Regions from separate parts of the Mus musculus genome. Here region 2 is linked to region 1. A link is a loop called in an ENCODE intact Hi-C map of the cell type or tissue named here. Cell type or tissue: gastrocnemius. All regions are shown on one strand. Each heading gives the region's core, and the rest is flanking DNA. Links, peaks and the distances in the headings are about the cores only. Region 1 holds the start of Gm32507 (a long non-coding RNA gene). Region 2 holds the start of Gm46040 (a long non-coding RNA gene).

What was found. A loop is a pair of places that touch in the nucleus more often than their neighbours do. Peaks named below come from ENCODE experiments on the same cell type or tissue, not always from the same donor. Only the 100,000 strongest peaks of a DNase experiment are listed, where the experiment ranks them.
Region 2: it touches region 1 in a loop (5-fold over the local background); 19 of 42 quality-filtered maps call a loop at or near these places.

What each region holds. Positions count from the first base shown.
Region 1 is chr8:64,935,587-64,951,462 of GRCm38, forward strand. Gm32507 (a long non-coding RNA gene) reads left to right here and starts at 1,813. Exons shown (of 4, transcript XR_379050.2): 1 at 1,813-1,943; 2 at 2,369-2,494; 3 at 6,866-7,012; 4 at 8,235-9,149. It overlaps Tmem192 (transmembrane protein 192), which reads left to right and starts at 11,599. Exons shown (of 6, transcript NM_028427.3): 1 at 11,599-11,747. The coding sequence starts at 11,721. In gastrocnemius, for the core only: a CTCF peak has its summit at 9,425 (motif pointing right); no DNase peak of the experiment used is centred there.
Region 2 is chr8:64,768,957-64,784,832 of GRCm38, forward strand. Klhl2 (kelch-like 2, Mayven) reads right to left here. Exons shown (of 15, transcript NM_178633.3): 5 at 10,742-10,904. It overlaps Gm46040 (a long non-coding RNA gene), which reads left to right and starts at 6,543. Exons shown (of 4, transcript XR_003947556.1): 1 at 6,543-6,789; 2 at 6,966-7,137; 3 at 15,459-15,571. In gastrocnemius, for the core only: a CTCF peak has its summit at 9,072 (motif pointing right); no DNase peak of the experiment used is centred there.

The sequences.
Region 1 (15,876 bases), core at 7,897-10,396:
AAGGGGAAAAGCAAAAGATGGGGTAGAAAATGGGTTTTCTATACATTTTGTGACTAGAGCCAACAGGGCCTATGTGTTGGCTAGGCTCTGGACTAGCTCCAAGTTTTTAGGCCTTCATGGCTGTTTAAAAAGAAAGTTTTTAACTTTTCTGCTTTTCACCAGAAAGTGAAAAGACACCATAAACCCCACTTGTCTCCATTAAAGAACAGGCCTGATTTCCAAAAAACGGCCGTAAGGCACCAGCTCCAGGAACCAACTATAAAATCCAAAACAAGATCATAAACACCCTCCTAAAGAACAGCCTGGGGGTAACGACAAAAATGGGGAAATATCTTATCTCAGAACGGGTCATTTGTGCTGGGCAGCCCTCTCTTATCCTATGGTTAAACATTCATGACAGGAATGCAGACCACTGACCACCTGTGACCCCATAGCACCCACCAATGAAATTTTAGATTTCCTAGTCCCTCTAGAGAGTTTCCCCAGTTCCCTATGTGCCTGCACACATTTGTCAGTAGTCACCATCTCAAAAGATGGTTAACCCCTGCACACTAGTTGTTTCTGCAGAATAAACGCTCTTTGTTTTTGCATACTGAGTCTGAGGTCTCCCTTCAGCGATTTTCAGATTCTTACAAAAGAGAATTTATTTATTTTTTGTTTTTGTTTTTTTTAATATTTTTTATTAGGTATTTTCCTCATTTACATTTCCAATGCTATCCCAAAAGTCCCCCATACCCTCCCCCCTACTCCCCTACCCACCCACTCCCACTTTTTGGCCCTGGCGTTCCCCTGTACTGGGGCATATAAAGTTTTCGTGTCCAATGGGCCTCTCTTTCCAGTGATGGCCGACTCGGCCATCTTTTGATATATATGCAGCTAGAGTCAAGAGCTCCGGGGGACTGGTTAGTTCATAATTTTGTTCCACCTATAGGGTTGCAGATCTCTTTAGCTCCTTGGGTACTTTCTCTAGCTTCTCCATTGGGGGCCGTGTGATCCATCTAATAGCTGACTGTGAGCATCCACTTCTGTGTTTGCTAGGCCCTGGCATAGCCTCACAAGAGACAGCTATATCTGGGTCCTTTCAGCAAAATCTTGCTAGTGAGTGCAATGGTGTCAGCGTTTGGAAGCTGATTATGAGATGGATCCCCCGATATGGCAGTCTCTAGATGATCCATCCACAAAAGAGTATTTATAATTGCACAGTTCATACATTTTTTATTCCCAGGTATTTTGAAACTATATGTTAAATGTGGGTCGACTTAACTTTTTGCAAAAAGATAAAACAAAAAGTTTTTTCTTTAAACAAATTCATTAACACATCTTAATTGATTCTTAGGTACTAAAACTTAAACATTCGGAGCACAACCTAGGTGCTGAATTGCATAGAGAAATGCACGTTGTTGGGCCTCAAATCAAGTCTCCCCTGGGTGTGCTGATCAGGTGTAACCTCACACTTGAAGGCGGAATCTGCAGGAAGAGTAGGAGTTCAAAGTCAACCTCAGGCCAAAAGAGAGAGCTGTATGTCTCTAAGTGAGAGGCAGAGGAAGGCAGATCTTTGTGTTCCAGGCCAGCCTGGTCTACAGAGTGAGTTCCAGGAGAGTCACGGCTACACAGAGAGACCCCCGTCTCAAAAACAAAACAAAACAAAACAAAACAAAACAAAACAAAACAAAACAAAACAAATCAGTCTCAACAACGTGGCGAGTGTAAAGCTAGCAGTGGCTGTGTGAGACACTGTAACACAACAAAACCCCACCCCCAGTGATCTGAAGCAGGGCCCCAGAATTCACATCTCTGACCAGTCACCAGTATTGCGACTGTTGCTCATGTTCCTGCTAGAGCAAAGGTCTTGGAGAAGGAAGTTTGCGGAAGACAGGGCGTCACTGGCGCCGCAGCGGGTCTTGTAGCGCTGCTACAGTGAAGTCAGGATCCAGGGAGCAAAGGTAAGCTTTCTATCCGATGATGATGCGGAGGAATCCCCAGGAAAGAAGGGTAGAAAGGACGGGGCTGGGGAGAAGGTTCACACGCGACGCGCACTTGGTGCTCTTGCAGAGGACTGGTGTTCAGTACCAGTGCCCACACGGCAAGCAGTCACCATCTTCTGTAGCTCCAGTTGTAGGGCACCTGGCCTCTGACCTCTCCGAGCTCCTGTGTGTATGTGATATACATTCCCATTCAGGCACACGTGTACATATTAAAAAGTAGTAGAAACTTGAATTTTTTTTTTGTCAGTTGGAGCAACAGTAACTAGCCAAAGCTTTCCCCTCAAACCATAGAAACTGCAGAAATGTGAGATCCAATCCTAATCTAAATATAAACACCATATTTCAAACACTTGCAAATCACTTCCCTTTCCTTCCTTTTTTAGAAACAGATGACAGAAAATCTTAAATGTTATTTCATAAGTAGATGAAGCAAGAGAGAGTGTTTATAATACTGGAGTTCAAACAACTTTGCTTCGATTCATCTTGTCACTGTTCTCTAGTTATGAGGGGTAAGTATTTGAGAAGCTCATTAGCACGCTAAGGGTGGGGCTGGAGGCACAACTTGCTTCTTTTTTGAGACAGGGTTTCTCTGTGTAGCCCTGTCTGTCCTGGAACTCACTTTGTAGACCAGGCTGGCCTCGAACTCAGAAATCCGCCTGCCTCCGTCTCCCGAGTGCTGGGATCAAAGGTGTGTGCCACCACGCCCAGCTTCACAACTTGCTTAAGTGCGTTTGCTGCCAGTTCAGAGAATGGGAGTTTGGCTCCCAGAACCCACATTGGGCAGATTGCAATTGCCTGCAACTGGCTCCTGGATCCAGGTCTAGGGGACCCAACAACCACTTCTGGATTTATTTTTTTTTTATTTTATGTATATGGATATTTTTTGGATTTCTTTTTTAAATTTTATGTATATGGATATTTTTGCCTGCATGCATGTGCTGTATGTGTGCCTGGTGTCCTCAAAGGTCAGAGAACGTTTGGAATCCCTAGGATTGGAGTTACAGATGCTTGTGAGCTGCTATGTGGGCACTGGGGATGAAACCCAAGTCCTCTGTAAGAGTAGCCAGTGCTCTTAACTGCTGAGCCAGGCCTCCGGTTCCCTTCTTAGCCTTATAGCAGATTGAAGAAGGCTTGAGGCTGTTCGTCAATACTATACCTCCATGTTTATTATGTAGGGATGCTCACATATAAAATCACTGCATCTCTTCCCCTAGAGCAGACTGTGCAACTCCCTAAAATTTGCAATTATTTGAGTATATCCAGTTGAAAGATTGCCATGGGCCAGGCAGTGGTGACACACGCCTTTAATCCCAGCACTTGGGAGGCAGAGGCAGGCAGATATCTGAGTTCGAAGCCAGTCTGGTCTACAGAGTGAATGCCAGGACAGCCAGGGCTACACAGAGAAACCCTGTTTTGTTTTGTTTTGTTTTGTTTTTTTCTGAAAAAAAAAAAGGAAAGAAAGAAAGAAAAAAAAAGAAAAAGAAAAGAGAAGAAAGATGGGGGTGGGGGAGGCTAATACTTAAAGCCTTAAGTGAACCTGTTTTCTGTTGCTTTCCATTCATGCCTTAAAATTGTCAATTATGTAGAGCTGGGAGTTGGTCAGAGGTTCAGGGTACTTGCTGCACTTTCAGAGGATCTGGGTTTGATTCCCAGTACCCACAGGGTGATTCAACTACTGATGACTCCAGCTCCAGGGTAGCTAATGCCCTTTCTGACATCCATGAGTACCAAGCACACACATGGTGCATGCATATACATATATATACATACACACACACACAAACACACACACATGTGCAGGCAAACAACTCACACATAAAATGAATAAATCTAATAAAAATGTCATCTAAGATTTCTTTATAAAGGCAATATTGAAGACAATTTAAAAAGAATGCATGTGCAAAATCATCTCTTCGGCAACGTAGCAACCTTATTCTGTTGTCTCAATCTTGCAATTTTAAAATAATTTCAGAAAGGGCTGAGAAGAAGGCTCTGCTGAGCCTAAGAGAATGTCCTCTTCTCTTCCATAGGGGCCAAGTTTAGCTCCCAGTCCATAGTGAGCAATTTACAGCTGCCTATAACTCCAGATCCAGGGCATCTAAATGCTCTCTTTTGCCCTGTGGGCACCTGTGCACACACAAGGCATAGGCATGTATACACATGTATACATACACATAAATTTAAAAAGTCTTAAAAAGTAAATTTCAGATGAAAACTTTTTCTTCCATCAGAAACACCCACTTTCCTGTGTTCAAAGTACACTGCATACAATAAAATGGCAAGTGTCTGGGTGTAGTGGTGCTTGCCCAAAGTCCCAGAGCTCAGGCGGCAGCAGGCAACTCTCCGTGGGTTCAAGGTCAGTGTGTACAGTGAGTTCCAGGACAGCCAGGGCTCTGTAGGGAGAATTTCTCTCTCTCTCTCTCTCTCTCTCTCTCTCTCTCGCTCGCTCGCTCGCTCGCTCTGTTTTGCCTGGTTTGATGGTATACACCTGTAATTCCAACACTTAGGAGGCTGCAGACGGAGGAGCCACACAAGTTAGAGGCAAGCGTGCATCATACAAAAAGGTTTTTTTTCCAGCTTGGGAGAGTGAGCTTCCGTCTCAAACAAGCAAAGTAGAGATAGCTGGAGAGATAGATCAGTGGTTAAGCGTGCTTTCCAGAAGGCTGGGGTTTAGTTCTCAACATCTATATAGTTGTACACAAACAGCCATGTTTCCAGTTCCCGGGGATTCAAGCATCTCTTCTGGTGTCTCTGTGGACACAGTGTGCCTGGAGAAGAAAACCACTCGCATACATAAGCAATGGCAGATCTTGTGTCAAGGGAGGTGGACAGTGTTTCTGATGATAGTAGCGGAAGTTGTACTCTGACCTACACACACGCACACACACACACACACACACACAGAGAGAGAGAGAGAGAGAGAGAGAGAGAGAGAGAGAGAGAGAGAGAGAGAAACCTGAGAGCTCACATCCAGATCCACAAACAGGAAGCACAGAGAGAGCACACTGGGAATGGTGCTAGTCTTCCGAAACCTCAAAGCCAGCCCCAGTGACACACCCCCTCCAACAAGGCCACACCCCCATCCTTCCCTAACAGTTCCACCAACTGCTGGTCTAGATATCAAACATATGAGCCTATGGGGCATTCTCAGTCAAACCACACCTTCACGTAGGCGGTGGAAAGCCTAGGACGTTGTTCTCACGTGAGCTTACATTTTGCTGGAGCTCTGGCCACAGACAGGGAGCAGATCTCTCTGCATAGGAAGCCCCCAGGAGTAACCTTCATTGTTCGCTGAGTGTAATATCCATTACTGTATCAACGCTTGATATTAGCATGTATGCCATGAATATCAATTCTCTTTTCCTGGTCTTATTAAAGGGAAAGCAAAGTCATCTACACTGTAGTTTTTCAAAGCCACAGGTTTGAAATATTCCTTAATTTTGGTTGTTCACCCTGGCTTCTTGTGTCTGTCCCCTCACTGTAAGACTTACAGTGACTGCTAATGCGGGGCTCAAAAGTCTGGCCTTGGTGACCTAAACATGGTGATATTGGCACCGGTAGTAGGGGTCTCCTCCTTATGTAAGGAGCGTGATGCCCATCTCACTGTATTACCCCGACTGGCCGCTAGCTGCCTCAGTTTCTAAGTATATATTACTCTGTCACATGGAACTCTTACATTTTAAAATTACAACTTTGGGCATGGTAGTGAGGCTGCAATTCCAGCACTTGGCAGAAGGATCATCCGAATTTGAGGCCAGCTTGCTCTGCATAGTGAGTTCCACGCCAGCAAAAAGATGAAAAATTAATTGAATTCTGTCTTTAGACGTTTGGCTCTATTAGTGTCCTATCACCAAGTGCGGCACTAAGTTCTTTTCAAAGTCTAGCTCACTTTGCTTTCTTAGAAGTCACTTTTAAAGCCTCTCAACTATACCACTAAAAGGAATCAGGACCATCATTGTAAGGGCTTAGCCAGAAACTGAAAATTTGATAGCCTACAGCAGCGTTATCTTTGTCGGACTAACATGGGAACAGCGCCACTCAGTGGTGATCATAGGAACTGCACCACTAAAGTCTACGACGTTGCCAGTCACCTCCTCTAATCTCCCACATCATTCACAGTGCCCCAAAACACACAGTGTAAATCACGACCTGCCCTGACTCCATTGCTTGAATCTAGGAAGCAGCTACTGGTGTGGTGTAGGGATGCAGCGCTCAGTAGAGAGCGATGTAAAGAGGTGGAGAAATTGTATCTTCACAGAGCCTGGGAGTTAGTCCCGAGCAGATGGCCTGAGTTCCATCTGGCAACCCAAATAGTGGAGGGAAATAACGGACTCTAGAGGTTGTCCTCTCATCTCCACGTGTGCACTGTAATACTCTCGTGACCCTTCCACCTCACCCCTCCCGTCCACCATAATAAATAAAAAATAATGTTTTTTTTTTTTAAATACAAGAGGAAAGAGAACAGAAACGTATACACACAGGCATGTACACACACACACACACACACATCCATGAAAGTAAAAGTTGAGGGGACAGTAAGGGAACATAAGAAGTTGGGGGGGAGCTAACGGGAGGGTATGGTAGAGCACAGTACATTAGTGCATAAAAATGTCATAATGCAGCGTTATTATATACAATTAATATATGATAAGAAAAGAGTTCTTCTTTTGTAGGGAAGAAATACTTGTGGGGCGGGCCTGAGGGGGTTGGTGACACACACCTACAGTCCCAGTACTTACTGGTGAGGTGGAGGCAGGAGGATCAGAAGGCCAATGCTATCCTTGGCCACATACTTAGTTGGAGTCCAACCTGGCCTACATGAGACCCTGTGTCAACAAAAGTAAAACAACAAATATATTTTGATAAACTATTTGGGGAAGGGGCTACAGCGTCGAGAAACTGCGCAGACAACAAAATGTGAGCTATACACGGATGCAGGAAACAAGGAGAAATGTTCCTTTGGGGTTTTCGCCAATTAGAGAAATCCGGAGGAGAGAAGCAGGGCAGTGGCGGCACAGCGGAAACAGGTGAGGACCCTGCACTCCCCCCCCCCCTCCCCAGCCCTTCAGGAAATCTGCAGAATCAGCAAACACCCGGCAGAGACTGGATTCTTGCAGAAGAGCAATGGCAGGTGAACAAAGAGAAATGAGGGTTACTCCTGAGCGATCTGCTGCCCGTCTGCTGTGGGGCGGGGGCAGTGATAAGCCACAGGCGCTCAGCAGTCTCACCCATGAGCCCTCAGCTTCTCAGCCCCTTTGGCTCTAGGTTACATAACTCTAGGATTGTGGTGATTAGTCTTGAGTGTCAATTTGATGGGCTTTACGATCACCATGGAAACAAACCTCTGGGGAGGTGTAGAGGGCACTTTTAGATTAGGATGAAATAGGAAGACTCCCCTCACCCTAAATATGGGCAGCACCATTCCATGGGCTGGGATCCTGGAACTGAGCCCCCAGCACCACCTCTAAAGGTGAGCACTCTCATCGTCTGAGAGTTGAGCACCAGATCCCTCCCCTAAGAGCTGAGCGCCAGCTACATCCTCCACCCCCTGGGAACTGAGCACCAGCTGCACCCCACATCCCCTGTGAGCACCAGCCTCACCCTCCACCCCCACCCATGCTTCCTGCCTCTTGAGATGAGCGATTGCCTGGAGCTCCCGCTGTGTGAGGATCCTGTCGGGATGGACTATGTAGATGAGCTATGAGGCAAAATAAACCTTCCTTCCTTAAGTCTTCCTGATACTCTGTCTCCAAAACAAGAAAAGTATATGATACACTGATCAAAAGGCAGGGTCTCATATTCCAGGTGTAGAGATAAATATGTCCAAAAGCATAGAGGTGGGGCTGGGAGGCAGGTGTGAGGGTGATCATCCCATCTCTGAGGAGAGATGAACCGAAGCCTCATAAGGCCATTTGCTAAAATTCACCGGTGCTGAATTTAGCATCGATGCCATCTGAACTTCTTCCAGGGGAAACATCTAATCAGGGAGATTGGGCAGAGTGATTTTCACTTGCTTAGGATGATGCTGAAATTAATCAAAAGGCATTTATTAGATACTTAATTGCACTTAGTGCAGTGCTGGAGGCCCACAAAGAGCACTGTGTGCACCTGGCCCCTCCACCCCAGCAATTTATAATATAGAGCAGTGGAGAGATGGGGAGGGGAGGGGACGGGACAGGAAGGAAGCCAGAATTTCATGAGGTCCTCAAACATAGCAGTCTCATGCAAAGGAAGATATTTCTTTTTCAGTGTTGGAGATTGAAGCTACTCTTCCTCCAGCTCGTGAGGCAAGCTTCTACCACTTACTCTGCCTTTATAAATGTCCGTCTGTCCACTTTACAGACAAGGAAAGTGCTGGAAGTCGAATTTAAGTTGAGCTTGGTTATTCTAAGGCTCTCTGCTCAGCACTGGTTAGCCTTGGATGGACTGCAGACAGACAGGAAAATGTGCTCAGAATAAAAGGTGTTCTTAAAACTGTAAGACATGGCTGGCACAATAGCCAAGCCAGTCAAAGCTCGAGCCATGCCAGCTGATGACCTGAGTCTGAACCCTGGAACCCACGGTGGGAGAAGAGGAATAGCCGTGCCCTCCATGCACGGTGTAGCATGCACACAGGCACACATTCACATGCCTGTGAGTGTGCACACACACAGTAACAATAGTGAATATAAGTAAGAGTGAATTATGTGATGAGCTGTAATCCCAGTGTTTGGGCAACAGAAACAAAAAATATCAGGAATTCAAGGTCATCCTGTCAACTACACAACAAGTTCAAGGCCAGCCGGAGCTCCGTGCCAGTCTGTGCTGAAAAAGAAGAAAAACCTAAGAAGAGATGACAAGACAGGGAAAGGGAAAGGTGGCAAGAAGGAAGGAAGGACGGACAGAAGGACAGACAGGAAATACACAGACAATCAGAGGGTGGTTGCCAATCTGATGTCCTCAGCCTTCCTGGCCTATTTCACGTCCTCTCAGCGACCTGCACACACAGGCCCTGTTTGTTCTGTTCCTTACCACGGCTCTCATTTTACTTCTCTGGCTGCTTGCTAACCCATTCTTCAGCATCCTGTGTTTCTTACCTGTCATGCAGGACAGGATCACAAGTTCAAGGTCATCTGTAGCCACAGAAGGAATTGGAGGCCAGCCTAGGCTACATAAGACTCTGCCTCAAAACACAAAAGAAAAAAAAAAAGTCCAACACAGCTAAACTAGATCTGAATCCAACTTTACTTATTTTTAAAGTATGTTTAGATTTTTTGTTTTGTTTATTATTCCTCTGTGGGGTGGGGTATCCGTGGTGTGGTGTAATAAATGGAGGTCGGGGAAAACACTGTGGAGTTGGTTCTTTCCTGCTACTTAAAAAAAAAAAAAGATTTACTTATTTATTTTATGCATGTGAGTAGACTGTTGCTGTCTTCAGACACTCCAGAAGAGGGCATCAGATCCCATTATAGATGGTTTTGAGACACCTTGTGGTCGATAGGAATTGAACTCAGCCAGTGTTCTTAACTGCGGAGTCATCTCTCTAACACTTTCCTGCTACTTTTCATGGGTTTAGGGGATTGAACGAAAGTCATCAGGTCAGGCTTTCAGAGTAAGCACCTTTACCTGCTAAGCCACTCAATGGCCTGACTTTCTATATTCTTAATAAAGAATTAATCAAGGAGGGAGAGGGGGGAGGGGGAGGGGGAGGGGTAGAGGGAGAGGGAGAGGGAAAGAGGGGAGGGGGAGAGGGAGGGAGAGGGAGAGGGAAAGAGGGGGAGGGGGGAGAGGGAGAGGAGAGTGAGAGAGAGGGAGGGATTGTTAAGTGACACATGATCCTGTAAGTATGTAATCTTACACTCATTACATCACACACAAACAGGCACATGCTCAAGCATGCACACACACATTTCACATTGCTGCCTTGCAATCAGAAAGGGGACTAGCTGGGAAAAGAAAGGGAATGAGTGGGAGGGGGCAAGAGAAGGCAACGGGCGCTGTATATAACTAAAATACCTTATACACACACGTATGAGAATGCCATAATGAAACCTGTTATTACATATAATTAACAGACGCCAGTAAATGCTCATTTAAAAGAGTAAAGGCCAGTTAAAAGTGTGCAGTACATAAGGAAATGTCCTTTGAGGATTTCAGGGCTGTTCCTTCCCAGGGTCTGTGGAGAAGCTGGTTGTAGAGAGGAAGGAGCCAACATGATTCAGCTAGCTGTTCCAGGACACGAGGACAGGCATTCTTTCCAATGGACAAGTCTAGTCACTGTCCTTGGGGCCCAGTCTGCTCGGCGTTGATGACATCTTTGCCTTCCAATTCCTCTTCAACCACAGACCTTGAGGACTCTTCCTCAAATCTCTCTTCATTCTTCATGAGATATCTCGTGTAACCCAGGCTTGCCTCTAACGCACTATAAAGCAAAGCCTGGCTTTGATATCACGATTCTCTTGTCTCCTCTAAGACCTGGGACTACAGGTGTGTGCCACCACACCCACTTCCCCAGTTGGATTCTGTGTGTGTGTGTGTGTGTGTGTGTGTGTGTGTGTGTGTGTGTTTAAAACTTGGCCTGCAGAGATGGCTCAGTGCTTAAATGCACTAACCACTCTTCCAAAAAAAACCTGGGTTTGATTCCCAGAACCACTGTCTAACTCCAGTGTCTCATCTGGCCTCCCTGGGCAATAGGCACACACACAGTGCATAGCCACACATGCAAATAAAACACTGAAATGCATAAAATAAAAGCATTTTAAAAATACTTTGTATATAAAACAAAACAACTCATCCGTTGCGATGATGCACACTAGCGATGCCAGATTTCACTGTGTGAAGGCAAGTGGATCAGGAACTGAAGGCCCGTTTCAGTGCACATCAATTTCTAGGTCAGTGTGAGCTACTTGAGACTTTGTTTTAATTTTTACAAAAATGAGGACTGGGCAATGAATGGCTTTTGCTGTCAAGTCCAGGATTCACATAGTGGAAGAACTGACTTAATCTTGGGTCAAGTGTGGCGGCTCATCCGAGCATTCCACTAGGCAACAAAGACAGGCGAATCTCCGAGGGTTCAGTCTGGTCTACATAGTGAGTTCCGGAACACGTAGCGCTATGTAGAGAAACCCTGTCTCATAAAAACAAAACTGAAACCAAAAATAATCAAAGGACAGAAAAAGAAGAGATGGGGAAGGGGAAAACAGAAACAGAATACCTTAAAAAAAAAAAAAAACTACAGAAATTTCCTGTGGAGACATCTGTAAATCGTGTTATAGAAATTGGAATCTATTCTAATTAAGTCCCTCTACAGGTGGAATTGCGATTTTTACTGCGTCTTTTTCCAAACAGAGCTATCTATATTGTTGCAAACAAAAATTGCGCCAACAGAAATAAGTTAATATTCTAAAGAGAAGTAGTTTACTTGGTTTAAATGGTTGCTCGAGAAATTCATCCTTTAATTTCCAAATCTCTGATAAATGGATGAAGCAACAGTTTAGGGGAAACCCCAAAACAACCGCCTGGGCTACACTGCAGCTCAAAGCTGGAGTCTGCAGGGGGGGCCACGCCCCTGGCTGCTGATCGGCTGATCTAGGTGGAGGGGCGTGGCCTTCGGCGGCCGGGGCGGGGCGAGCGCAGAGTGGGTGTGTCCGAGGCGGGGCGCGCAGGTCCTAGTAGGTGCGACTGTCCCGGGCCGTCGGCGCCCGGGCGCTGGTGGAGAGGTCAGGCTGGCGGGGCATCGGCCCGCGACGGCGGGTCATGGCGGCGGCCGGCCGGCTGGAGGACGTGAGTGAGGCGCCGAGCCCTGTCCCCGCCATTCGGCTTCCTGTGCTGGGCTCAGGGGGCGGAGACTGCGGGCTAGGAGCTAACCAGAGCCGCAGCGGCTCGACCATCGGGGACGCAGGGTGCGGGGTGACGCGACGGGCGGGGACCGCGGACCCCGGGAACGTCTTCCTGAACGATCGGAGGGACACGGCAGGGTGGGCGTGCGGGACCCTTCACTCGGCGGCTCACGTGCAGTGCGCGTCTTTGGTTCCGGAAATGGGAGCTTCACGTGATGCGAGCTGGCTTGATCTGTCCTTCCTGGGAGAGACTGACAGGCGGGCTTGCAAGCCCGGGTGACCCGGCTTCTGTGGGCCCTCCTGCGTTGGTCGGAGAGCACCCGGAACTTGGAGTGACTCTAACCTCCAGCATCCCTCGGGCGGACTTGTAGCTCTCATCTCCCGGAAACGCAGATTGGCGCATAACAGTTATCATGTGCTGTTTTGAATGTAGGCATGATAGGAACAGTGCTTGGTTGCTTTAAAAAAAAAAAGTATTCGGTTGCCCAGTTCATGATGTAGCCATTATAGAATAATACAGTTGCAAAAATCTTGAGTTTGCAAGCTCATTAAGACACTGATTTATTTGAAATTGGGTGTGGGGCGGGGGAAACACTTTGGGAGGAAACATGCGTTTGTTTCCAGAACAAACTGTTTTGTCCAGTGGCATAATACAATTCCTGCCCTTGAGAAATGCAAGGCTGACATTATCTTAGCACAGTGACCTGAGCTAATAACTAATAAAAACATTATCATGGTCTTAGTATAAAAGTACATCAAAATAATAATAATAATAATGATAATAATAATAATAATTAATAATAGCAAGGTTCCAGAACTGTAAGGGCTTAGATTCTTGTGTGTTTGGGTCCTGCAGTCATTTATTTATTTATTTGTTTATTTAAGACTTGCTATGTAGCCCTAGCTGGCCTGGTACTCATTATATAGCCTAACCTGGCCTCAGATTTGCCTATCTTCCCTGACTCAACCCATTTTAATGCTAGGATGATGTAGCTAGTTACATTTTCTTGATGAAATATGTTTCTAACAGCAGGACTAATCTAGTTATTTTTCAACTGAGAAAATGGGAAAGCAACTACTACTTGGAAACTTAATACTTAGGCCTCTCATGGAGGGCAGTCTTGTAGCTGCCCTAACCAGACTAATCCTGGCACTATGTCATGCCATATGGCCACCTCTACCTCTCTGCTCAGCTCTGGTCCTGTTTACCCCCTTGTCTGCTGGCTGAATCCCTCACCTCTGATTTCTTCTCCCAGAATCCCTTTCTCTCCTGGAAAAGCCACCCTCCACTTCCTGCCTAGCTCTTGTCTCTCCTCTCCTTATTACAGCCAATCAGATACGATTCTAGATCAGATGGGGAGAATGAATATTTACAAAATAGAAACCCAGTAATGGGCTGTAGAAATGGCAAGACCAGGATTCTGCCAGCATTTAGCTCTCTGCTGGTCCAGAATTAGCAATTGGAAACACAGAGACACACCTTCACAGAATGTACCCCAACTTGAATATGCTGCTGTTTCCTTACCTGAGATCTGTCGTCTACAAACGGCCTTTTGTTGTATGACTACCATCAGACCAAGAGAGGGAGAGGGGAAATATTTAAAGATATTCCCACATGGATTTTTGTTTTTTGTTTTTTTGTTTTTTTTTTTACAGGCTCATACTAGGTAACTCAGGCTAGCCCCTGGCTTACAGTAATCCTCCTCCTGAAGCCTCCTACATGCTGGGATTATAAACAGCACATGCCACTATACCTGGGTCCCAGTAAGGCTTAATACAGCATAGACATCAAGTCCCCAAAGGAAGCAGTTACTGGGGGAAGAAAATGAAGAGACAGTATTGAGGTCAAAACAATAGCTGAGTTCTTTGGTAGTAACTCACTCGATCATAAGTCATGGCAATGGGTTGGGCGAACGTGGTAGAGTTCTTGCTCGTTTAGCATCCACACAACCCTGAGCTCAGTCTTTAGCACCACATAAACCAGGCATGGTAGCACACACCTGTGGTCCCAGCACTGAGGAAGTAAGGGGAGGGAATCTTAAATTCAAGGTCACCCTTGGCCTTAGGGAGTTACAGACCAAAATAGAGGAAGTGAAGGAATGATTTGAGGTTCTGGGGATGTAGTTCAGTGTTAGAGCAGTTGTGTAACACACATGAGGTCCTAGGTGTGGGGTGGGGGGAGACTTGTAAGAAGATAGAAAAGTTGATTGATGAATTGATTGAAAATGATTCAAGCCAGGCAGTGGTGGCTCACTCTTTAATCTCGGCACTCAGGAACTAGAGGCAAGTGGATCTCTGAGTTGGAGACTAGCCTGGTCTACTTAGTGAGTTCTACAGTAGCCAGGGTGACAGAGACACCTTGTCTTGGGGAAAAAGAAAGAAAGAGAGAGAGAGAGAGGAAGGAAGGAAGGAAGGAAGGAAGGAAGGAAGGAAGGAAGAACATAGAAATAGCAAAGAGAGAATGAAACTTCTAGCTGAACTTTGTAGAGCTGAAACTTGCCCTTTTACTAGTGGAGAAATGAGTGAAGGAGACGGTGGCGTTTGCTGTGATAGGCATTGTAGGTGGGGAGACAAGTAGGCATGGTGTAGAGATGGAAGGAGTTTCCTGAGAGCAGTTCCAGGGTGCAGCGAGCCTGGTGAAGCATTTGGGTTCTGCCCTGAGGGTAATGGGGAAGTACTCACAGGTTTTGTGAGGGTTAACCTGAGGGGTATTGTAGACTTCTTCAGAGCATCGGAAGACTCCTGAGGTCAGGATACTGAAAGGTTCTAGCAGAAGACCAAGAAAATGGGGAGAACCTGGGTTCAGACAGAGTGGGAAGGATGGTAGAGATCAGTGATCATGTAACGACCAGGAGAGTAACAGAGTTCATAGCCTCTGGTGTGTATCTCAGTGACAGAGCACTGCTCTAAGGCTCAGCTCCCAGGGGCACAAAATAACCAATTAGTAGAATAAACAAACATATCCCAGCCCCTAGGAGAAGAAGGTGGGAAGATCGTGTGCTCAAGACTAGTCTGGCCCACATTTTGAGACTCTAGCTCCAAAAGCAGGGGTGGGAGTGTTGATATAGAGGTCAGACTTAGTGGCCTCCTTATTTAATCCCAGCCCTTGGGAGGCAGAAAGGTGTGGGTCTGTGTGAGTTCAAAGCAAGTCTGGTCTTCCTAGTGAGTTCTAGATCAGCAGGGTTATCTAAAAAAAATTATTAATAATAATATAATAATGGCTCAAGCCAGGTGTCTCCTGAAGGCAGAGGCAGGCAGATCTCTGAGTTTGAGGCCAACCTGGTCTACAGAGTGAGTTTCAGGACAGCTAGGACCACACAGAAAAATATTGTCTCGAAAAACCAAAAGAATTAAAAGAGAAGAAAATAATGGCACACATATTGATTGCTCAGTCAACTAAGTGCTGTACTAAGCAGGGTTTTGTGTAGTAATTCATTTAATTTTCCTACCCAAGGTTGGTCACAGTTGTCTGATTTTTACTAGTGTGTTTTTTCAGAGGAGGAAATTGAAGCTGGAGACATTGCTTGTTGGTTTTGCAGAGGACTCAGATTCAGGTCCCAGCACCCACATCCCCGGCATCACAGCTTTCTCTAGGGTTCTGCTGCCCTCTTCTGGCCTCATTGAGCACCTCCATGCATGGGGTTTACATACAATACATACACATAAAATAAAAAATAAATCTTAAAATAAAGAGGAAACAGAAATAGAGAAGTAGAGTAACTTACCCACAGCCAGTAAGCAGTAGGACTTGACTTTTGTCTCGGTTTAACTTGGGCCCTGCCATCCCAATACCCACAGTTCCTACTACCTCTGGTCAGAGTTGATCCCTCCTCCCTGCTTCCTAGTTTCTTGTGATGCGAGTTTGATGCTGCTAAGTGAGTTGTGCAAACCTGCAAAGATATATATGGACCATATATAGACTCATGCATCAGTCTCTGCTGAGTGAGTCCCTGTGACAGACAAGGAATTAGTGAATCTAACGTAGTCTACCAGGAAAGATAGATTAAATGGGCCTTGGTCAAAAGGGAGAAACAGGAAATGGGGAAGGGCCATTATTGCCTAGTATGAGAGGG
Region 2 (15,876 bases), core at 7,915-10,414, 170 kb before region 1:
TCAAAAAAGCACCAACGAGGGCTGGAGAGATGGCTCAGCGGTTAAGAGCACTGACTGCTCTGCCAAAGGTCGTGAGTTCAAATCCTAGCAACCACATGATGATGGCTCACAACTATCCATAATGAGATCTGATGTCCTCTTCTGGTATGTCTGAAGACAGCTACAGTGTAATTAGATAGAATAAATAAATTAATTAATATTTTTTTCCTTGTGTCTGCTTCATGTGCAGGAAAAAAACTGTACTCACTCAAAAACAATCTTGGCAAGTTAGAAAGAACAAAGCAACACCTCAGCAGTTATATAGATCAGAAGTTATTGATCATATTATTTACTGGTTATCAGCACCACATGGTTCTACACGCTGACCTACAAACCAGTTTGTGTGAGCTGACTCGACCACACAGAGCAGTGTGGCTCTCGCATATCCTAGGGCTACCATCCCTGCCCCAGACCACAGTGGCTTTCTGCTTGGCCAGCTATGTGCTCATGACACTTGGATCTAGCCTCCTCTCTTCCCTCTTCCCTTCCTCCTTCCGTCAACTTTCTTTGTTTTATTTTTTGAGAGACTGTTTCAACTGAGACTGTCTCAGTTCGTAGCCCAGGATGGCTTCAGCCTCCTAGGTGCCGGGGCGTGCACTCACCGCCAGACCTGGCTCTGTCTCTCTCTTTTTCTTTTACAACCCCGTATGGTAAATTAAAAAGGAAAAGTGTTTGATGGCGAGCAAGTTCTTGGCATGATCTTCCGCTGAGCACTGCTGGAAACTGAAAATAAAGGATTGTGTCAATGACAGCTTGGCAATGGAATGTCTCTTTGCTTTGTGTTTGTCTGAGACAGGGTCTCACCTCAGGCTCACTATGCAGCCAAGGATGACCTTGGTCTCCTGACCCGCCTTTTTCTATACCCCTCTGTGTTCTGGGATTGCAAGCGGATACCACAACACCTGACAGTTGATGAAATACTCCCAATTAATGGCTGGTGGAAAACATGTCTGAAGAGGGAACTCATCTGAGTGGGATTTGCTGGTATCACAGTGGTGATCCTCCAACTTTAAGCTGAGTGGGACAGCTCCACTTGTGCCAGGCATGGCGATAAGCACACTCAATCCTGACACTGAGAAGGTAGACAGAGGATGGTGATTTTGATGTCATGACTACATCCTGAGAACCTGCCTAAAACATAACAATAAAACAAAACAAACCTACTTCTGTTATTATGAGTTAGAATCCTGAGAAAAACAGAGCAGTGTCCCACAGTGGATAAGATCCATTATCAGGAATTGTTGCATATTGCATATACAGTCACACAACCACAGTTGAGTCCACAGACAGTCACGTGGGCCTGTGAGCCACGTTACCCAATGCACGTGTGGGCCCCAGGATGCCTGCAGGAGTGTATAACCTCTTGACATTGCTATGCAATGTTGCCATCTACAAAGTTCACACAGGAGTAAAATTCTTAACAATTCATACCTGCACACACAATCTCATAATGTTTTAAGTAAGTTTACGATGTTTGAGCTGGGTCTGGGTGCATGCAGCCTGCGGACAGGTAGGACACATCTTGGTCAGAAAAAAGATGATTTGTGTGAAAGTACCTATGCATAATCTCTCTGAAAGTGAAGCAAGAGGCTAGAGAGGTGACTTATCAGTTAGGAGAACATGCCGTACGATCCTGAGAGCAAAACTTACGGTCCAATGGCCCACATAACAAGCCAAGCAGACTTTGAATTTCTAACCCTAGGTCTGGGGTTAGCTGGCTTCCAGTCCAGTCAAGAAAATATAAGCTCCGAGTTCTGGGACAGACTCTTCAAAGGTACAAGTGGAAAGCAAGAGAGGAGGGCACAAAGTCTTCCGTTTGTACGCATGTTCATGTGCACCACACCCACTCCCATATATATGGGCACATACACTTACACACGTACACACACAAATAAATAAAATTTAGAGGTAGGGGCCAGAGGGTTGCTCTGTGGGCAAAGGTGTTTTTTACACCAATCTGAAGGCCTGCTTCTAATTTCCAGAACCCACATAAAAGTGCAGGGGAGGAAGTATTCCAGCGTCATCCTGCCCTCCCACGCATACCCTGGCACAACCACACCCACACCTACAGATATCACACAACAGAGAAACACCAAATAAAACACTTTAAGTAAAGCCAGTCTTACCGTTTCTAGGGACAGAAGTTTGATTTCTTATTTGTTAAAGAAAAACAAGGGCTATCAAACGTGTAAGGGCAAAAGGAGCTGTGCGAGCTGTTGTGGAAGCATGCAATACCCAAAACATCGCTCAGGGAGCTGCTTGGCCTTCTCGGCTCTGCCTGAAATGAAACCATACTTAAAGTTTATGTGAGACTCTCACCATAGGCCAAGCTACTTCATATTCATTCACACACACACACACACACACACACACACACACACACCCAATGTATCTAATGATAGCAATTTCTCAATGCCACAATCTAAAAACACATCTGATAGAAACGATAGCAAGGCAGGAAGGTAACTGGCACACACACACACACACACACACACACACACACCCCCAATGTATCTAATAATAGCAATTTCTCAATGCCACAATCTAAAAACACATCTGATAGAAACGATAGCAAGGCAGGAAAGTAACTGGCCGTCTGTTACTTTACGTGTTCTTGATCCAAATGATTTGTCTGGTGCTTAGCTCAAGACTCGAAGCGGTCTCATATCACAACTACTACGAATAAAATGAAAATGATATGACTGAACCTCTCCAGCTTCAATCCACAAAACCATGGAGCCCAAAGTGGCTTACAAACCTCCACTGTGAGCCTGTGTGTAAGTGTGTATGTTGTGAGTATATGTGAGTATGTTCAAGTATGTTAACATGATTGTATGTGTATTTGAGTGTGTGAGTGTATATGATAAGAGTTCATGTGTGTGAGTATATGTGTGTGTGTGTGTGTGTGTGTATCACACTACAGGTTAGAGAGTACAGAGAGCAGCTCTCAAATCTCCCACATACTTGACCACTTGGGAAATGACATACTCCAAGTTATTCACTGCCACACTGGCAGTGTATGCAGAAGATGGCAGCACTGGGCTCAAATCTGGAGACTTGAACATATGAGGAACACTGATTTCAATTATTTAAAAGTTCACCAGTAAGCATTGGAGCCATGCAATGGAATATTCTATACATGCTAACAGGGTAGCTCACAATATAAAAACAGCCTTAGGAAATACAACTAAATAAGAGAATACAAGGCATAGCTCAGTATATATAACATGCTAGCTATACAATGTTACACATGTCATATATACAGAAGAGAAAAATGTATATGATAATATGCATGATATAAAAGTAACTAATAAAATCTTGTAAGTAACCGGAAATAGTATGTGCAAATCACATATGCAATGAGTTTGTATCTAGAACAACAACCTAAACATCATATAACACCATTAAAGAAAAAGGGTTAATAGACATGTCTCCAAAGACCATACACAAATGCCCAAGAACATTATGAAAAGACAATAGTGTAACTCATCAGCAGAGAAATGGAAATCAAACCACAGACAGCTGTTCAATATCCTGTGTTCATTTCTTGATGGTTCCACTGATGCCAAGTCTAAATTAGTTGACTATTCTTTTCTTTCTCTTTTAAAAGAAATTATTATCACTGTGTGTGTGTGTGTGTGTGTGTGCCACTGAGTACACAACTTTATGGAGTCAGTTCTGTCTACAGAATTTACATGTGTCCCAGGGCTCCACTCAAGTTGTCACGTTTGCCCAGCAAGGGCTTTAGCAGGTAGGTCACTTCCCCACACAATTAATTGTGATTAATGTCCCACTTTAACTATCTTCTAAGGTACTGATCAGTAATATCACAAGCTCACATTGACGTAAAACACATCCTAGAACTTCCTCATCCTGCAGATATATGAGTGACCCTGCACGTCTCTCCCATCCCACCTTCTCTCCAACTCCTAGCTTGAATTTACAAATCTTATTGATTCTTGATATTTTTTTCCTCAGCAGTGCTCAGCAATATAATATTGACTAGTACAAGGAATTTTTTAAAAAGCCATCAGAAACAAGTTGCATTAACACATATGAAATCTCCAAGTTTTTCATAATAAGTCACTGTTAGGCTGTAAACAAAAGGTAAGACAGGAATGCTTACTACTCAAAGTTCCTTCAAATTAGCCCCTCGCCCCCCCCCCCCAACACACACACACACACACACACACACACACACACACACACTCACACACGGTGTCTTAGTTAGGATTACTATTGCTGTGGTTAAGCACCATGACCAAATGCAACTTTGGAGAGAAAAGAGTGCAGTTTGTTTATAGTTCTATTTCATAGTTCATCTAAGGCAGTCAGGTCAGGAACTCAAACAGCAAAAAACCTGGAGGCAGGAGCTAATTCAGAGGCCATGGAGGGGTGTTGCTTATTGGTTTGTTCAACATGGCTTGATCAGACAGCTTTCTAATAAAACCCAGGACCACGAGCCTAAAAATGGTACAACCTACAATGGGCTGGGTTTCTCCAATCAGTTACTAAGAAAATGCCCTACAGGCTTACCTACAGCCTGATCTTATGGAGGCATTTTCTCAATCGAGGCTCCCTCCTCTTCAATGATATAAAAACTAGCCCTGGCTTGCCTAAAGAATTCTCATTGTAGACCAGGCTGGCCTCAAACTCACAGAAATCTACCTGCCTCTTCTTTCAAAACAATGGGATTAAAAGTGTGCGCTACCATACTCAGCCAAACATATTTTGCGAATATACTCAAGTGTGTGCTGATGCCTTCAGGGGTCGGAAGAGGCAGTGAGATACCTGGAGCTAGACCCACAAGCAGTTGTGAGCTGAGCCACAGGGGTGCTAGGAATCGAACTCTGGTCCTTTGGAAGGGCACAGCAAGCATTCTTAACTGCTGAGTGACTTCTCCGCCCTCAACCATTAATTCTTGGTATTCTATATTTCTGACTCTCATAACAGCAAGACTACTTCTGTCTGCGTGTGCAACAGAACGAGATTAATGCAACTCTTATGACCCTTGTCAAAAGTTCACAGAGAGCACTCCATTTTCCCAAATGTTCTTTCCTTGGTCTAAGGACTCCCAATTTTGGGGATCTCCTTGTCCAATAATACGTCGGAGGTCTTCATTGCTATGTTCGGCCTCAATTACCAGCCTTTCTTGGAACATGAAACTTGGATGATACAATTGTTACGGTTTCTATCTAAACTTGTTCTTGAAAGCTCCTGTGATAAAGCTTCTGCTTCTGAGGATGCTGTTGAGAGGAGAATAGACCATAGCAGCGCTAATGTCATAAGTGGATTATCTGTATTAGTGCAAAGTACCCTTGGGAGGCAGGGTTTGGCTGGAGGAAGGAGGTCACGGGGAGGGGTTGACTGTTTTGCCTACATGTATGTCTGTGCACATGTATTCCTGGTGCCCAGGAAAGACAGAAGAGAGAGGTAACGACGGGTGTAAAGCACCATGGGCATTCTGGAAATTAAATCTGGGTTCTCTGGAAGGACAGTACTCAACACTGAGACGTCTCTCCAGCCCCCAAAGGGTGTCATCTTGTCCCGAGGCCCTTGCACTGCGACTCTCTGTCTAAAATAAAGACAGCAGCTTTCCTCTCCCAGGCCCTTCTGCCCCCATGTCCTACCCCACCACATATGTGCCTGGTGACAGTGGGCTTGAACCCTCTGAATCTGAGCCCAAACGAAGCCTTCCTTTAAAGCTTCCCCAGGGTCTTGTCACAGCGATGAAGAACTGATCTAAAACGATGGCTCTGATCAGATGGGCAGAACAGAATGCTGTACCTATTGAACGCATCAGTAAATTACTGACTCTTACTGAACACACTATCAAGGGCCAAACGCGACTGGATTAATGTGACTACCATAAGGTCAGTGTCTGTCACAAAGGGAAGACATTCTTCACATTTCTCTCTAGGGAAGAGGGAAAACTGGCAGCCACTGCATAATAACAAGAACCGTGCACACTCAAGCAGCCCCCACAAACTCAGGACAGAAACCCAAAGGTCGTTTCAGGGTTTGAGCTCTTCTGCTCATACGCACAACCTTGCTTCATTCAAACCTTGCTTGTTTTAGAGCTGAAGAGATAGCTCAATGGTTAAGAACACTTGCTGCCCTTCCAGGGGACCCAGGTTTGGTTTCCAGCACCCCTTTCAGGTGGTTCCCAACTGTCTATAATCTCAGCTCCTGGGGATCCAAAACCTCTGCGCTCCTGGCCTCCGGAGGCACCTGCAACTATGTGTACACACCCACGTGCAGACATGTACCTACATATACTTTTAAAAAATAATACATTACTTCTTTTTTTCTTTTTTTTTTAATTAGGTATTTTCTTCATTTACATTTCCAGTGCTATCCCAAAAGTCCCCAAACCCTCCCCCCAACCCCCTACCCACCCACTCCCATTTCTTGGCCCTGGTGTTCCCCTGTACTGAGGCATATAAAGTTTGCAAGACCAAGGGGCCTCTCTTAATACATTACTTCTTAAAGTACTATGTTTTCGTAAAGCTCTGGGTTTTTTGTCATTGTTGCTCTGGTTTTTTGGCCCTCATTCGTAACTCTGTTACCAACATAAGCTATTACCCATCACTTCAGAGCCTTTCACTCACATGTTATCCAGTCACAATACAGCTTTACTGTGACATCAGCAGTTACTCTGCCAGGAGTAGTTTACCACTGGCCACTGAATCAAGCCTATGGGCATCTAATAATGAAGTTGCTTTTTTTTCTTCTCTCTGAGCCAATAAGGTAATGGCCATAGTGAATACTTTCCAACTATATAGATTACACCATTAGTATATAATACATTTTAGATATATATACTGCACTATACACAACATGCATATGCAATCTTCTTTAGTGTATGCATGTGGAAGAGCTTGCCCTTACTAAAGAAGACATAATTTCCTCTTGTGTCTCTCCAGTCTCCAGGGTGAGCCCTGGCTCGGGGGCTGAGGAGCACTCCCAGACAACACTGCAAGGCAGAGGGTTCACCAACCCGGGAACGGCGACAGCTGCAGCCCCAATCATGCAGTGATGCTTTCCATTTCAGTTCAGTTACAAGGGGAGCCAAGTACCTCGCTCATCTGCAGACTGGTGAGTCAGGTGGGGTACAGATGGGATGAGGACTCCAAAACTTTCTCCCCCTTGTTTTTGCGTGAAATCATGAAATTCAACTACCGGCATCGAAGGCTTTAAAAAGTCCATATTTCATTTTATAATTAAAATCCAATTTCCAAAATATCTTTTTCACTAAAATTATTAAAATGCATTTAAGCCGAGAAGCTGCATTTCCAGCTTCTATGTATCTATGGCTTGCTTTCAAAGGCAGTTTTAAGACAAAGATCTAGTTGCGTTGGAAAATGTTTAAAATATACATATCACCTAAAACACATGAAAAGACTGCCTCTAGCCAGCACAAGCCTAGTAAGTCCGTAGGCGAAGATCATGGTAAATTCTTCACTTAAACATTTTAGTATTATGATTAATCCTTATCAGTTATATCAATTATTTGATTTTACCATGACCTCTTTTAAAAATATTTGATTGATTGATTGATTGATTGATTGATTGTATGGGGTACTGAGAACACACATGGACACCAGAGGACAGCTTGGGGAAGTCAGTTCTCTATTTCTATCACTTGGGGCTTAGATTCCATCAGCCATGGTGGTAAGTGCCCTTACCCACTGAGCCATCTCACCATTCTTTTCCTTGTTATTTGAGACAGGATCTTTTATGGAGTTAAGGCTGGCTTTGCACTCCCTATGTAGTTAAGGATAAACTATGATAACTATTTCAAAACAACCTGACTTTTCTATGTGTATACCTCTTTATAGAGTTTGCATAAAAGGGGAGGAAAGGGTGGGCTGGAGAGATGGCTCAGCAGTTAAGAGCACTGACTGCTCTTCCAGAGGTCCTGAGTTCAATTCCCAGCAACCACGTGGTGGCTCACAACCATCTGTAATGGAATCTGATGCCCTCTTCTGGGGTGTCTGAAGAGTGCAATGGTGTGCTCATATACATAAAATAAATAAATCTTTAAAAAGCAGGGGTGTGTTTGAGGAGAAAAGATTACAGCTGAAAGATTCTCTACAAATTGAGAGCATTTCTGACTGGATTATAAGCACTGTTCTATTTTTTTTTAATTTTTATCTTTTCATAGTAAAAGATGTTTTAAAACATGTTACCTATAAGCCTAAAATACTCAAGCAAATATAAACTTCAGAAGCAAACATAAAAGCCACATAATATTTGAGATGAGACTCTGAATTAAAACATAGCATGGTAAAAATGAAGAATCCATGCTTCTGGGTGCTTTTACAGAAAATGTCATTTTTTTTCTATTAAAAAATAAAAAATAAAAAAAATCTATCCAATTGTGAAGGACTCTACAGAGTAAAGACATAGATGTTTCAGGTCTGAGAGAATATTTTTTTCAGATTCTGTAGTATGACAAAAGAAATCTACGACTTTCAATAAGAGAAAAACGTACTAGAATCCCCAAGCCTCCTGAGAGCACAGCTAAGCGGTGTGCTGGTCTTCCCCCTTGGAGCAGGCACGGCTGCTCTGATGCAGCGCAGGCCCTGTCTCCACTCTATTTTTCATCTCTTACATTCATTTTGCTTTACTCCCCCTACGCTCCCCTCCTCCACATTAAGAACCAACATTTATCAAGTGCAGTGTCAACAAGAAGCAACTCAGGGGAGACATGGTAAATAATAATCGCTTTATACACATTTAAAAAAAAAAACAATAAACCCTACCCCAGCAGTCCTAATGTAAATCACTTAAAACATACACACCACATCTAGCTAATGGAGAGTGCATTTCTAAGGCGTATTTTCTATTTGGCTGGAGAACAACAGTGCTGGTGCGAGGAACACATTGGTGAATTCAAAGCAGCGCATTTGGGAAAAGGTTTTCTGGCCATCGGTCTGTGAGGGATCATCCTCTATTTACTTATGCGTGAGTTTTAAAAGCTCATCCCCGAATCAGCTTCCTGGAACTCTGGTTTTATAATGGGCAGTTAGGCCAGCAGGTGTCCCCACATGGCTTGACTCTATCAGCCCTACTTTGGAAAGTAGTGGTAGAGCAGGGTATGGCGGCTCTCAGCTGAAATCCTAGCGCTCAGGGGTGGGGATCAGAAGCTCAAGGTCGGGTCTGGGCTGCACTAAACTGAGGGATGCCAGTAAAGCAGAGGTGACCAAGCACATGCGCAAAGGTTATGCCTGCAACCTCAGCTGCTGTGCCATTTAAGCAGAAGCATCCTACGCAGGACACCCCAGCTTGGAACTACATGAGCACAGACATCCCTATCCAACTCGGTGAGACTGCCTAAGGACAAGTGAAAATAACGGGGTGTGGCTTAGGGAGTCACCTTGTGTGAATAGCACAAGGTCTTGGGTTCAATTCCCAGTACTGGGAGAACGAGGGGAGGGGCGGGGCTGGAGAGGTGGATCATCAGTGGGTAAGAAGCACTTGCTGTTCTTCCAGGACTCAGATTCGATTCCTGGCACACACGCTGCAGCTCACAACCCACTGTGACTCCAGTTCCGGGGCATCTGATGTCTTCTGCCGGCCTTCACTGGCCCTGCACACTGCACACGTGCGGTACATAGATGTATGTGCAGGCAAGACACCACACATCAAAACATAAAATCAATGAAAGGCACTTGCCACCTAGAAGTGGTGCCAAACACTTGTAAGCCCAGCACTCTGGAAGCTGGAGCAGGAGAATGGCTGCGGTTTGAGGGCAGACTCAGTCTCAAACAAAGAGGGACGAGTGTGCGGAAGCTGTGGGGGCACCTCCTATGGAGCAGAGTGAATTACCGTTTCTGTTTCTGTAGGTACCGTGTTTCCAGAAACCTGGTCTAAAACGCTATGGCGCTTCCTGATGATCACTTTAACATGCATTTCCAAATGTGTATAAACTCAAAGAACACAAGCTCCCTCTGTGACCCTTAGCTCTGTCCTCTAGATGCAGGTGGTTGGTGTGAGCAGACCGCACAGCAGTCACGGGTATCCCTCTGCTGATAGTAAAGGCAGTCACGGCACCCACATCTGCAAACAGAGAGCCCATAATTGGGTCCCACCTTTCCAGTCTATCCCCACACATCAAGATCTCATTACTTTGAAGATTTTTAGGCCATAAAATTGTTTCCATGGATACAGTGGAAAAGGTATAAAACATCAAAAAGGCAAAATAATTATACATGCGTACATTCTCTCAAACACCTATGCATTGCAAAGAATACTTAGGGATCCAATATTTATATAAAGAAACTATTTTATCATTCAGCCCCAATAACTTGTACGTTATTTTATTTTTTGAGACTAGGTCTCAAGTATGCCAAGCTGGCCTTGAACTGTACATACAAGATGGCCTTAAACGTGTGATCCTCCCTCCCCAGCCCCTCAAGTGTGGGGGTTTATGTGATACTAGAGAATCAAAGCCTAGCTTCCACACCTACTAAGCAAGCAAGCATTCTACCACACCCCTATAGCTGCGATTCAATTCAGAATTTTAAGACTACGTTTCAGTTTTGCAGTTCTATCATCCTGAAATCTTAAACATAATTGTAAAACACCCAGACCCAGAAGACCGACGTGACGTTCCACAGTCCACCATGGAGCCACAGAGATCTCAGGGGCTTGACTCCCCACAGTCTCAAAGCCCACCACGATCTGTTACACTTGCCTGCATACGTGTTGGCCTTATTCAGGAGGTCTGTGCATGCATGCATATCAGCAAAAGCCCGGATTCCTAAGCAGTTGACAGGGTGAAGCTGGGATTCTAAAAATTCACAGCATGTCTTCTTCACATCCTGTAACTGTAGCAGGCCAGCTGCTGGGAGGAGGACCTGCAACACACAAGTGAAACACTTAGGCATCGGTGGGCTGCTGCCCTTCCCTTTGTCACCTCTATGCACGCGCACGCGCGGTAGGTCCAGCCACAGACGACAGCTCGAATCTACAGCCACATATTCCACACAAACAAATGAAATTAATTATTGCAAAAATGGTGATGAGTCTTCCCACTCTCCATCGTTTCCACAGAATCTCTCACAGGTCTCCCTGGTCACGTACGGACATCACACTGGATTCTCTTAATGGTTTGTTGTGTAACATAAAACCTTCGCTTGAATTTTTTAAGTTTTTACTTGGTAGTGTGTGATATGTGTTAGGATCGTGTGTGCCACAGCCGTTGTATGTTGGTCACTTCTCTCGTCCACCTTTACATGGTCAGCCATCTCTCCAGCCCTCTTGTAATTTTTAAAACACAGATTATTACAATGCTAGGGGGTGCTATGGTTCGACAACAACAACAACAACAAAACAACAACAACAACAACAGCTTTGTTTCCTTAGTGTACGGCGTCACTGACTTCCAGGACTGGCAAAGGGATGGGCCCAGATACATAACACAAGGAAACTACATTTCATAGAAGGCTCAAAGTTCTACGGCTTGACTAATGGAACAACCTACTTTGCCTGGGAGACAGAAGAGGCGAGTGGATACGCATCAAACAATCTCAAAGTCAGCCTAAGTCTCAAGCTCCAAGCAGACAATTTCTCTAGAATGTAATATGTATGCTAAGAAGTAATACTTAACAGGTAACTGCCTGATAATGTTTAAATGTGTATTTGTGTTTAAGTAACTCCAAGCAATTTAATATTAATCACAAGTTAAATATAAAGGTTATAGTACAACCACCATCATTTCTGGACATTTCAAATAGGTGAAAAGTGCAAACAATTTTCTCTGCAAATGAATTAGGATGCTGTTGCCATTTTAAACACCACATTTGAAAGTCAAACTAAGGAGAAAAAAATTTATTTAAAAAGTCATGAAATTCCCGCTGTTCTTATGAAGGCCACCTCCCCTGTCCCCCAAGTCAACTACTAGAATAAACATTTTTAGACGAGAGTCCATTAGCATGAAAAACAACCTTCTAAATTCCTTGAGGGGCTTTGGAAAGACTGGGATGCAGCTCAGTGTAGAATGTGTGGGGAAACAAAAACCAGTATTACTCTAATATGCCTTACACTGCAGACCAAGACAAAAACAACTTAGGATATCTCTAGTGACTTTCCATGTCTAGGTAATAAGACGAATGTGGAGAAAAAGAACAGGTTTCTTTGGGGGGGCAGGGATCACAAGCTACCCCGCTTTCCGACATGAAGCATGGAGGATCCCACTCCAGGATGCTGAAGCTGTGTGTGCATGCACATGGACACTGACTGAGGCTGTGTGTATATGCACGTGTACACTGATTGAGGCTGTGTGTATATGCACGTGTACACTGACTGAGGCTGTGTGTATATGCACGTGTACACTGATTGAGGCTGTGTGTATATGCACGTGTACACTGACTGAGGCTGTGTGTATATGCACGTGTACACTGACTGAGGCTGTGTGTATATGCACGTGTACACTGATTGAGGCTGTGTGTATATGCACGTGTACACAGATTGAGGCTGTGTGTATATGCAGGTGTACACAGATTGAGGCTGTGTGTGCATGCACATGTACACTGATTGAGGCTGTGTGTGCATGCACGTGTACACAGATGCTATACATGAGCAGTAGCAACTATCAAAACTAAAGTCGAAGGCATTTAATTGTGACTGAGCCCCACGCTATTAACTACCATTCTCCCTGACACACAGGAAGAACATCTAAAGATAACAGAAGAAAACCAACATGTGAAGAACACAGATGAATGAGGTGGTTACAGCCAAACCTTTTGCATAGCGTGCAGAGTGTACTTCGCTGCATTAAGGGAATAACTCTCCGTGGAAGGCTTTAATTGGTTGATCACGTTCACATTGAAAAGATTTTCTATGCTTGCTCTAATTGTGCTCTGAAGCAATGTAAAATACCTTCCAAGGCACTTAACAACACAGCTATTTAATTTAGCAAACATACGTAGTTTAGGAAGTGGTCTTCGGTGTAATATTCATTCTTTGGAATTTATACAAATAAACTGTAACGATCACCCATCTAATCGGCTTTTCCCCAGCAATGACACGGTGTTTTTCTGTAGGTTCCACAGTACTGATAACAGCAGATGAGAGGAAAAAGCGGCTGAGAAGAAAGAAACCAGCTTGCTTACACACCAGTGGGGGTACAGACCTGGGAAATGGATTCGAAGAACAGTTTGTTTATTTCAGCCAAAACTGCCAGGGCACATATCCTCTGACTCAGCAACTGAGTCCCCTGACTTGCTACCAAGTTCACAGGCTCCTCTGTAACAGAGGCCCACCTCAGTGTGACTATGGGCAAAAGTGGAAGTTGGAGGTGGACCTGAATCACAGGGCACTGATTAAGTAACTAATAACTGTTACCATCCCTCAGTGGAACACCTTGCACAAAATAAACTATATATATCCAAGAAAGCAATGCAGGCTTTAAAAAAATTTAGAAGAGTGTGTGTGTGTGTGTGTGTGTGTGTGCGCACGCGCGTGACAATGTGCACAGTGGCCTCAAGAGGGTACAGGTATTCTCCTGTTACTTTGGGTCAGGGTCTCTTCCTAAATCTGAGACTCTCACTTTCTTGGTTAGTCTAGAAGCTATCAAGTCTCTACACGCCTCTCTCTGCCACCGTCCTTCGGGTCAGAGTTACAGATGTTGGCTTGATTCCGTGGGTATTAGAATCTGTCCTCCCATATGCATGAACACACAACAAACCTTTCACAACTGCTGCGCCCTCTCTCCAGCCCCATTTATCTACTTTACTGGTTTTAATGTAATTCATTAAGAAGTACAGAGCTAGCCCATTAAAAGATTAAAAATTTATTAAAATAATAAATGTGTAAGTCTACACAAGTATTTAAAAGCAAAGGTAGAAAGGTTCTTTTGAGAATAGACTACTAGATTTTTTTTAATGGATTGAACAATAAGTTCATTGTTTTTAATAGGCTTGAAAAACATGTTGAACATGTGTGTCAACTGTATAAAATATGTATTACTATTTTTATCTTGCTAGTAAATCCTTACTTGGTTTTGTGATGTAACTTTACAATGACCAAACTGAAAGAACTCATAATTATGTAATTAATTATGCACAGCCTCAAAACAAACAAAAAAATTATTATCCTAGCTTGTCAACATGACATCTAGTGACCACCAGTCACTCATGATATCAACAGTAAAAGTAGCTATGGCCACATCAAAACCTACCTTTGAATCGATTAAACAGCTGGTTAAAACAAAACAAAATAAAAGATATCAAACGAACCACACCCCATTACCAGAGCCACTCAGTTCACAGAGACCCTGGGGCCATGTACCTTAGGTTGCAATCTACCTCACAAAGAATTCAAACTCAAGAGGGGTTATAGATGATGTCTAAGTCATATGGTCATGCCATGGGAAGCTGGAGATAGACTACAGTTTACAACTCCAAGACTTTCAATCCCATCTCTAGGTGACTTCTAAATATCCCACGCTATCCTTTCCATCACAGTGCTAAACACAACCACTCAATAAAATCAATTCTCAGAGTAGCTTCCGTATTTAATGGAGTACCAGGACAAGCAGAGAGCTGGCGGCCAAGAACACCTAATTATCCTGATTATGTAGAAGTTAATCCAGAGCCTTGGAGAAGCCATGTAACTCACCTAAGGCCATACATATGACATGGAAATAAGACAAGCCTGACATGTGAATAGTATTAACCAAAATGGGGTAACTACTTCAGATAGCATAGACATTCTGTGCTCATGGTTCACTGTAAATCAGGGACTGGAGAGAAGGCTCAGTGGCTACAAATGCTTGCTCTTCTCTAGATGACTGGAATTCAGTGGGTAGCCCACTATGGTTCCAGGGACCCAACACTTTTCTGGCCTCTGTGGACACTCATGTAGGCACGTGCACATGCCATGTCCACACACATGCACACTCGAACACATGCGTGCACAAAATCCTTGAAACTTAAAACAATGTTGTGGACCAATGCAGCTCAATGGTTTACTGAATTAAAAAACTGGATACAAAGTTGGGAGGGCCTAGGAAGTGGGGATGGATCTACGAGGTAGTTAGGCACAATATAGGAAATATGGTCAAGATACACTGTATGAAGTTCTCAAAGAATCAACAAGCTATTATATTAAACATATAAACTAACAGGGGTGCATCTAAAGGTTACTTCTATTTATTTGAATTATATAAGCACTCTTAGATAAGTCCATTTAAGCAAGATTAAGCCATGGTAGAGAAAGAAATTTAAAAATTTATTAGGATTCATAATTCTGAACATGGCAGAATCCTGAAATGGCATGTATTTTGGAAAAGGCTAATTTCTGAGACAAAATTTCCTGTCTCGTGTTTTCAGTATTCAGTGTGATTTTCCATGTCAATAAAAGGGCACATGGGCTGTCATAACTCTGGGGCTTATCTTCTTCTGTGTCAGGAAAAGGAAGGAAGCACCCAGAAGTGAAAAGGGCGGTTTCTTTCCTTATCGTTTGATGCAGGATCTCTCTACACCATAGCAGCCTCAAGCTTGTCCTCCTTCTGTCCCGAGAGGTAAGATCCCAAGTGTGTGGCACCTTCAATACCTAAGAAGCAATCTCAGATAAAAATATCTAGTTATGGCCAGGCACGGTTCAGATACCTCTAATCCCAACAATGGGTAACTGGTAGAGGTAACTGGCAGATCTCTGATTTCCAGGCCAGCCAGAGCTACACTGTGAGACACTATCTTAAGAAAATGGACAAAACTTACTAAAAGATCCAACAAATAGATGAATGTTTCTAAAATTTGTTCTTAACTTTCTCAGCTTTCCTAAGACTGCAACCCTCTAATACAGTTCCTCATGTTATGCTGACCC